2 separate regions of the Homo sapiens genome follow, and region 1 is linked to region 2. The links are chromatin loops, found by intact Hi-C in ENCODE. Cell type or tissue: PC-3. All regions are shown on one strand.

The links. Hi-C counts contacts between places; a loop is a spot of excess contacts. Peaks named below come from ENCODE experiments on the same cell type or tissue, not always from the same donor. Only the 100,000 strongest peaks of a DNase experiment are listed, where the experiment ranks them.
Region 1: a loop joins it to region 2, with 11 times the contacts of the local background. A loop is called at or near these places in 80 of 110 quality-filtered maps.

The regions. Positions count from the first base shown.
Region 1 is chr3:131,792,409-131,797,408 of GRCh38, forward strand. The region is part of intron 2 of CPNE4 (copine 4); the gene reads right to left. Among named protein-coding and RNA genes, the nearest start is that of MIR5704, 190 kb to the right of the region's middle. RefSeq lists enhancers at 4,106-4,642, 4,236-4,285. In PC-3, a CTCF peak has its summit at 2,575 (motif pointing right); a DNase peak (open chromatin) is centred at 2,543.
Region 2 is chr3:132,027,050-132,032,049 of GRCh38, forward strand. All of the region lies in intron 1 of CPNE4 (copine 4), which reads right to left. Among named protein-coding and RNA genes, the nearest start is that of CPNE4, 5.5 kb to the right of the region's middle. RefSeq lists an enhancer at 2,476-2,525. In PC-3, a CTCF peak has its summit at 2,449 (motif pointing left); a DNase peak (open chromatin) is centred at 2,392; H3K4me3 peaks cover 428 bases; H3K27ac peaks cover 1,011 bases.

The sequences.
Region 1 (5,000 bases), 230 kb before region 2:
CCCGAAAACTATGTCCACATTTGCTCTTGAAGAAATCTCAACCTATGGCATGAAATACCATCTATATACCATATAAACTCAAATGTTTATACATATACCTGATCTCTCTCCTAAGTTCCCAATGTGAATATCCCAATGTGTACCTGCCGACCAGATACCTACACTGGAAATCTCATACATATATATATGTATATGTGTGTGTGTATATATGTATATATATATACACACGTGTATATATGTATATATACACACGTGTATATATACATATATACACACGTGTATATATACATATACACACACGTGTATATATGTATATATATACACGTGTGTATATATGTATATATATACACACACTATATATGTATATGTGTGTGTATATATGTATATATTGTATATATATGTGGAGTGTGTGTGTATAATGAGTGCGTGTGTGTATATACATACATACATACACACATATATATTTACAGTGTAGGTATTTCCAGTGTGTGTGTGTGTGTGTGTGTGTGTGTGTGTGTATCTCCAACAAAACATGCCAAAACCAGAATTGTTTTTTCCACTCCCTTCTCCCATGTGCACCCATGTGACACCACAGTGTCTTTTGTTTCTATAAGTGGCCCCACAATGCACTGAGTTGCTTAAATCAAAATTCTGTTGGTCATTCGTCTTTTCCCATACCCCAAAATCTAATCCAATCCATCAGCAAATAAACATTTTAGGTAAAGCTGTGAAGGACAACACCTTAATAACATTTCTCATAGCCTTCCATTTTTTTCTCCACTAGACCAAGAGTGACTTCATGGATATTTGCCACTGCCTACTCACAGTTTTCCTCATTCTTGCCACCCTTTCCTCTTTCAATCCATCTTCTACACAGGATCAAGAGGGAAATTTTAATCATGGATTGTATCACATCACTCCCCTGCTTAAAATTCTTTGTGGTTTTCTATAGTTCTTAGAAGCCAAACTTTTTCCCATACCCTATAAAGCTCTATATCAGTTATCTTTAGTCTGTGATTAGAATTACTGGGAGAACCTAAAATAACAACAAGATCAACAACAGCAGCAGCAACAACAACCAAAAATCCCAAACACCGATGCCTGGGCACCACCCTAGACTAGTTGATTTGGAATTTCTGTAGGTGGAGCATCTGCATTTCTGATACATAGTCACTATCTCTCTCACTCACTAAGATCCAAATATACAAATCTATTTCTTTTTTAAAACACACAGAATTTGTACCTGCCTATGGACTTTTTCACTGGCTATTTCCTCTTTCTGGAATATTTAATACTCAGATTGGCACATTGGCTGGCTCCTTCTCATCACCCAGGTCTCCGCTCAAATATCACCTCTTTAAAGAGAAGAGAGTCAGAGAAGAGGGCAACAGACTTGTAAACCTTCATGTCTGTATACATGAGATTAGAGTCCTCATGTCAGGAGTTACTCCTTGCATTCTCCAGTCACTCACATATCACATGCCCTGTTTCTATGAGCTTGTCAGTGGTTGCTCTCCCATTTTCTTGCCTGTGGTATGTAGCCATCCTAAGAAGCAACAGAATTATCAAGTTAGCTTTTTAACTCATGTTTACATGCATATTTATTCAAATAATTATAATTCACTGGGACAGTGACTGTAAGAATGTATGCATATGTATGCAGGATTATCAAGGTCTTAACATGCCATGCAAACAGGAGTCATCTCTGACTGCCTCTGAGGAATGACACTTCTCCTTGGGATGTATCCTGACATACAGACCTTTATGATCATCCTTCAGGGAACTTTCTCAAGAAAATACTCATTGAAAATCCAGTTCAATTTTGGAAACAACTTTTTTTTTTTTTTTTAGATGGAGTCTTGCTGTGTTGCCAGGCTGGAGTGCAGTGGCATCATCTCAGCTCACTGCAACCTGCAACCTCCTCCTCCTGGCTTCAAGGGATTCTCCTGCCTCAGCCTCCTGAGTAGTTGGCACTACAGGCGCGCATCACCATGCCCAGCTAATTTTTGTACTGTTAGTAGAGATGGGGTTTCACCATGTTGGCCAGGATGGTGTCGATCTCTTGACCTTGTGATCCACCCACCTCGGCCTCCCAAAGTGCTGGGATTACTGGCGTGAGCCACCACACCCAGCTGGACACTGCATTTCTAGGGATGTGGTTGACTTTGGTATAAAGCCCTTAGTGGTAGAATGAATTTCAACTTAGATATCCAAGCCCAATTTTGCTATAAAGGATCTTCCTGTATTCCTCCACTTTCAATATCTTAATAGGACTTGCATTGATAAGGAGTGCTAAAACTTACAACGTACTTTTACAGGTAGATGTTCTTCCTTATGTTCTCCCTTAACTCCCTGGGTAGTTGAGGCTTGAGTACTAGGTAGTTGAGTACCAGAGTTCCCACATATGAGTGTGTAGCTTGTGTGCTATAAAAGTGTGCCTGGATGAAAGCTTGGGGAATGAAACTCAGTCCCTCACCAAGGCAGTCGCCTTCCTTAGGGCAAAGTCAGCCCAGAGGAAAGGGTGTGTTTCCCATCTTCAACCACCAGAGGGAACATTTTTCCTATTTCTGCAACACTGCCATCTGTCGTGGCTTAGCCATGGCAGTACTACTATTTTGGTTAGTTGTTTATTGCTTTATTTTGCAGATGAAAACTCCGCTATTGAGAGAGGTGAAATATTCTATCCCAGCAGAAAATCTTCCAGTGAGTCAAATATCTGCTAGTGAGTTGACAAAAAAAATCTAGAGCTCTTTCCGTCAGCACTTGGAAATATTCTTATTGTTACTGTTGGATGACCCCTGGTTTGTAGACACCGCCTATAGGGCAATGGTTGGGTTCAGAATTACAGAGTGAGAGGCATAAGCATCAAAGCACAGAGAAACATATTAATAAAAGCCTCTGAGAAATAAAAATGAGATCCCAAATCCACCAACTGACTGAACAGAACCCCTCTTGGCCAAGGGGACCTCAGAGTAATCTTGAAAATTGAGTTCTCAGTCATGACAGTATGTGAGGTCAGACATTCCTTGTAATATCCCCTCCCTTGATAATCACCATTAAGCTTTCTTCCCTAAGGACCAAACAGAAACCAGCCCTTTACAGAGACTCTACCACTGATATCAACTAACCAGTAATGACTGCCCCTCCCTTTTGTGGTTTTAACAAAACAGCTGACCAGCATTTCTTCCTGATAAGAGACCACAGACTATGAAGTGGTTCTGGCCAGTCTATGGAGGGTGTACATTAGGGGCTTTTGTGTCCTGTGCTTCACATTTGTCATCAGAGGGCTGAAAACACCACCCTCGGGTCACGCTAACAAGGCTGTATTTTGAACATGGGTCCCCTGGAGAATCATGAAGCTCAGTTGTGAATGTGTGTGTTTCTCCTTTTAAAAATATTTATGACTCCTCTTATAGCTCACTAAATATGTAAATGTGGCCACCTCAGCACACACTCCTGTTCCCTTTTCTCCTCCCTTGAAGAGTCTGTTTTTGGCTCCTGGCCAGAGGCTATGCTTCCCAGTCTGTCAGAATGGCCACCATGCAGGTTGCAACGCTTTATGAGAAATAAAGCTCTTGTTTCCACATTTATGAACCTCATCATTCTTCAGTTGACATCTCCAATTCCATGGGAGTCATTTAACTTATCAGAGTTCTTTTCTCTTTTGGAAATTGAAAGGGTGGACTCAGCACCAAATAAGGTTCCTCTGGGCTCTAATATCTTTGGCTAGAGGAGATGACAGAGTTTTTTTTTTTTGTAAAAGGAGCTATTTATTTGCTCTTCCATCACAGCTGTCCAAGGTTATTTGAATCATAGCCATCTTGTGAGAAGACTTCTGCCACATTAAGCCATTTTGGAATCATCTTCAGCCTCGTTAACGACGTAGCAGGGTTAGTTTGGTCACTACCGACCTCCCTTTTTATCAAACTTGCTGTTGAATTGAATCTCTAATTTGGATGAAGTCGGGTGTCTCATCCCCTGGAGTTTAATTACACACACATTCATTGATTCTGGGCCTGCTCCCTCAGGTCAAGAGCACACAACCACCTCACAGCTTTCTGCAAAGAGGACATGTTGTATAAGTCTATGCTTGCAGTCTTTGGAGGAAATGATGAAGGTTGGAGAAAGGAAGCAAATAAATACATTTTTTCTAAGTCAATTCAAACTAGAATAAGTCACTGCCACACATCATCTGCCCCCTCCTCCCCAGGGTCCCCCTTCCCCTGGAGCCTCCATCAGTAAATGAATTTAACCTAATTTGCTGCTCTCTAGGGAGAATGCATTCAACCACAAGCTTCCCAAGGTGCTTCCGTTCCTGGTACAAAAAGCTGAAAATGTCATCGCATTTGCAAATGAACAGAAACCTCCCACTCAAAGAGCATCAGTGCCACTGTGGCTCACTGAAGCAGCTGGCAGGAGCCTTCCTCTCACTGCCATTGCTTTGTGGTTAGAATAATACACACATAGTCTTTTCATCTAATGACGTTGGCAAGTTTAACTTTCTTTGCAAAAGTAACAATGCTTTGCCTTCAACCAGCAGACTGTTCTCTCTTTCTTTGGAAAGGGCAGAATGGTTTCTATTTACTCCTGATAGGGCCAGTCACCTGCAACCTCTAGACATGTCTTCACTTCAGCTTTACCCCATGCTGTATAAACTCCATAGGTCACAGTGGCTTTGATATTCTTCAGCTATGAAAGTCTGAATTCTAGATTGAGATGCTGGCCCCATCAAGCACATCTTTCTTGGCGTTTTTTATTTGTCAAGGAGGGATGGGCTCAAAGCAGAATACTTTACACCCCTCATGATTTGCAATGACCTAGCTTCAATCTTTTCTCAGATTTAATATTTTCTGAGTAAGGGGCCCTGAACTCTGGCAAGAGGTGGCTTCTGGGTAAAGGCAGTACAGGAAATCTCCAATTTACTGGGGCTCTTTCCATGATTTTTGAAGCATGAAGGGACCATCATGGTGACTGGTTTACAGCACTGACTAATCCAGACT
Region 2 (5,000 bases):
GATATGAGTGAGGAAGAAAGAAACAGCTTATTTCATTCAGTCAACCAAAAGTTTTTGAGCAACTACTAGGTACCTAGCACTGTTTGGGGTTCAGTTGTGAGCAAGACAGAGAGAGTTCTGACCCCCTGAAGCATGAAGTGGAGAGGAGAGAGGAGTGTGGTGTGGCATGGGCCAGAGAAGAACCCCAGGCCCAGGAGTGAAGAAGCCTTTATTCTCACTGCTGTAACTAGGCCACCAACGAGCTTGAGCAAGTCACTTCACCTTGCTGAGTCTCTTTTTTCTTATCTGGAAAATGGGAGGGGTGTGCATAATTTTATGGGATTGCCAAGTTCTCACATTCTCTTATTCCATAAGAGGCATTTATTTTCCCATCTTTTTAAAATTAAATCAGGTTAGGAGCTATCATGAGTGTTATTAGTTGCCAAAAAATCAACTATTTCCACTCTTTTCCTCTTATCGTGCCTTTTCTCCAATACAATTCACAATCAGTCAAGTCACAGGACGTAAAGGCCACCAAGCAAAAGAAATCTGACAATGGCTTCTCGGGAGCTCTGCAGTCTACCTGGCCAGATAACGTTAACACACATGATCAAAGGTGTCCATCCCTAGTTTCACATTAGCACAATGTCAGGTGCAAAACTCCTTGACTTTTGCCACTGAAATTTATATCTCTGAGTTACCTGTTGAATCAACTGCTCCGAAGATAACAAAGACATCACCTCAGTCATCTTGCAATGCTAGTGGCTACTAACATCTTAAAAGCCTTCTTTGTCTTTAATGATAATGATAAAGTATTGTTTTGGGCCATTCTATTGCCCTTATTATTTTTCATTTTTATGGATATTTGTATGAAATACACCTTTCAATATTTTTAAAACAGAGTTCTTATTTAGATTGTTTCAGACCCATCACTTAATGGTAAAGGTTCTTGGTTATATTTCTATTACATTTCCTTCCAAATCATTTTCTGTTTAAATGAATTAAGTCAATGATTTAGGCATTTACTTCATGATATTGATGAAATTACTACATACAGGGCATGGTGCAAGTTGATTAGATTTTAGAATCTCTATTAGCGCTGTTAAGAATACATACAAACCAAAGTGCCTGCTGAATGAGATGCCACCCCCTCCACTTCTCCCTCAAAATTACCTTCTGTCCACCTGTTTCCTTGAAATACAGGGAGAGGAAAAACACCTTAGTATAACAGGACTTGTAAAGGACCACTTCCCAGGTCCTTTGAGACAAACCAAATATCTCCTTCTTTATCTCTTACCTAGCATCATTTGTTCATCTTTCTCCTCACACTTAACAGCACAATTTCAATGTTTCTTTTCACCAGTCTGCCTGTGCCTCAAGTTTTTATGTTTATCCCCAGTGCCTAGCACAGCTTTTGACATAAATGCTGTGACCAATTATTATTCAACAGATAGATGAATGAGACCCTTCTGCTGAGGGGGAAGGGGTAAGAGATGGGGGAAGGGATAAGAGATGGGAGAAGAGGCCCATTTAAAAATAAAATGGTGATAGCAAATAACAATCACAGTGAACCTGTGTTAAGCTCCTATTGTGTGCCAAGCATTGTATATATTATTGCTAACCTTTAACAAAAAGGAAAAATGGCGAAAGTAATTTTATTTTCTCTTCTTATAGATCTGCACTGTTTCAATAGGGTAGCCACTACCCACATAGGAGCATTAAGCACTTAAAATGTGGCAAATCTGAATTAAAATGTGCTGTAAGTATAAAAATACATGCTAGATTTCAAAGATTTAGTACTAGAAAAAAAAGAATGTAAAATATCTCAATAATCTCTATATCGATTACATGATTTTTTAAAATTTTGTGTTAAGTAAAATATATTCTTAATTTTTCTTTTTTTTTTTTTTAAAGGGTGAAGTTTGGGGAGAACTCCCAAGAGAATGGGCACAGGAAGTAGCATTTATCTACGCACTAAAATGCCAGACACTTTTAAACACCTCACATTTACAACAATTACTAGCCCCATTTTCCAGATCCTAATACTCGGGTTAAGTGATTCACCCAAATGCCTGGATCTTGAAAACTGTAGCCCAAATTTAAACAAGGTATTTCCGGATTCAGAGTTCTTCTGATAACAGGCCCAAGTGTAAGGAAACAAAGGGCGATCAGACCCCAGAAAGGCCTGTCACGAGGAGTTTTGAGAGTAGTCAGACTGTCCAGCCGCGGAGCAACCTAACCAGGCACTGGAAGACACCACCAGATGCTCAGGGCAAAACCTTTTGTCCCCTCTCCGCAGCGAGGCAATCCAGGCCGGAGAGTCAGATGCACCTGAGAAAACCAATATCCCCAGGGCATATCTTGGGGTTGGGTCAAACTCCATTCCTTATCCTAGAAGCCCTGCTTATGGGTCCCGGAGGTTGACTCTGCTAGTGCTCCGGCGCCCTCTAGCGATTGTCCATTCCAATGCCAGCTCTCTCTAGTCCGTCCTTCTAGACTCACCAGCTCCTAGGGCTTGCCCTGCCGTGGACCCCTGCCAGCCTGATTTTGCTCCTCCCCTACCTCAAGGTGCAATGAATTGCCCTACACTTGGATAAGAAAGAGGTCTTCTGGTCAATAAGCCTTAAACCTGAGCTTTCTAAAGTTAATCCGAAATACTGTATTTTCCCCCTGACATTTCCAAGGAGAAATTTCTCTAGTTTCCTAAGTAATAAGAAAAACAAAGTTAGAAATACTGTGTTCTGAGCCAAAGATGTAAAAGCAACATTTAAGAAAGTTTGTTCTTTTTGAATGACGCTTTAATTTAAAACAGAATAAAGGATTCCCCTGTGTGTTCCTGGAACTGTAAACACTCATAAACTCTCTTTGTTTACTTTATTGACTCAATTGTGACATTTAAAATAGAAAGCTAAGTCTATGCATGAGCAATTTTTTACAGAACATGCACATTAACAGAGATGGCTGCAGACAATGACTTTGTACAAATTCAATCACATTTATTGGGTAAATATTGCACTGGCTCCAAGAGACAGCAATGTAATAAGTCCCAAGCCTACTCCTCCTAACACTCTAATGGAGGTGGGAGACACCCCCGCAATCATCCCTAACTCATACTTAATAAAGATCAGCAGTGCACATGGTGCCAGAGATTGGCTCCACTGCTGTAATTATCTCCAGGGAACTTGAGTTTCTTTATGAGGGGAGTAATCAGAAGGGTTGTTGAATGAGTCTCCTGATTTTGAGAAGTCACTTATTTGAGCTTTAGTTTCCACATTTGTCAAATTAAATTGCTAGAGTCAGCAGATGATCCCCAAGCTCTCTTCCAGTTCTGAGAGTCATAGAACATGCACATTAACGGAGATGGCTGCAGACAATGACTTTGTACAAATTCAATCACATTTATTGGGTAAATATTGCACTGTTGAAAGTTGCTGATCACAGTTTAGAGATGAGTCCATCACAGATCAGCTTAAATGGGCTCCCCTTCCAGCCCTATGACTAAAATAATAGGACTGGAATAAACTTTCCCAAAGAAGGCATCCTTATCACTTTCTTATTTTTGAGACTTGCCTTCCAACCCTCAATATTTACTGAGCTAAAAGCTGATGGTTCCCAAGAGGGTTTCCAAAGAATACAGCAGACAAATAAAGGACTTCCCAGGATGTGCTGATTTAGGAGAAAATATATCCAATATATCACATATATTTAGTAGTTCATACAGCAAACAGAAAGCTCCCACATAACTGCAGTTTCTAGTACAGAAAAAGAAAACCTGAAAGTATATGTAGGCACTAATATGTTTTTATTATGCAGTCACAAGTTTAGGAGATATTCACTGAGTTTAACACTAATTGAGGCCTTACTATAGACTATTTCAAATAACATAGAAAAGATGATGCATCTTACCTGACCCATTTATTGTGCTTGATTTTTGGATTTACCATCAACTATCACATAAATACTTTATCCAAAAAATGGATGTGTAACCCCAACCTAAATTATTATCATAATGTGCTTCCCTGAAAAGAAAATATTATAAGATTTTGGGGACATCTTAAAAAGAATTAAAATCAGTAATCTATTCTTTGCCATCTACATTCAATCAGGAGAAAGGCAACTGTATTATTACATGTTGGAAGATCAGTTTTAATGCACCAAAGAATGGTCTTGAACTATGTGACATTTTATTTTGAATGCATTTAAATTTTTCTATTTTGATATTTTGTAAATCTAGTGTACTGGCTACTGTTGCCAAGGAAATATGACTTTGGGTTACTGAATGGATCTGCAAAGGTTTTTGTTTTTCTTTTAAAATATTAACAAGACAAAAATGGAAAGATCAAATATGGAACACAAATTTAGCCCTTTCTCTCTTCAAAGTGCACGGAATACAGATCTTCTTACACACCACTGATTAAAAAATACAAAGATGCATGAAGTGATTTTTCCCAACTAGTGTAGAGACTTTTACCCAATTAGCCAAGTTGATATCATCAGAGTACCTGTCTCATTCTTTGTTCTGGATTCAGACCACTCTGAAAATGTGTGGTATTGATTACACACAACACTGACGGCTCATCTTCAATAAGTTCATCTCTAAATGAAAAGATCCTTTCTTTATGTGGATAAAGGTAACATAATGTTCTAGGGTGTTACATTTCAAAGAATTTTCGAAGTGAAGTCAGAAGAAGGCATAGTGCAAACCTTATAAATGTGTTCAGTATTAATTCCAAAAGATTCAAATACATATGAGAATAAAGATTCCACCATTAACCCATTTTTTTTGGTCTGTGATTGTTTCTTATAGTCAGTATAACCTCAAGGTTTTAAGTCATAATAATGGGCTTGAATAATCTAATTATTTAAAAGAATCAAAGCTTTTTTCTATTGTTTTGGAATATTACATAAAACTTCTCTATAAACAGATAACATCTTTACTTCCTACTAACTGAAATGAGGTATTTTTAATTAGAAATACACAAGCAGATTAAGTATACTTTAGAACAAACACCTTTTAATTA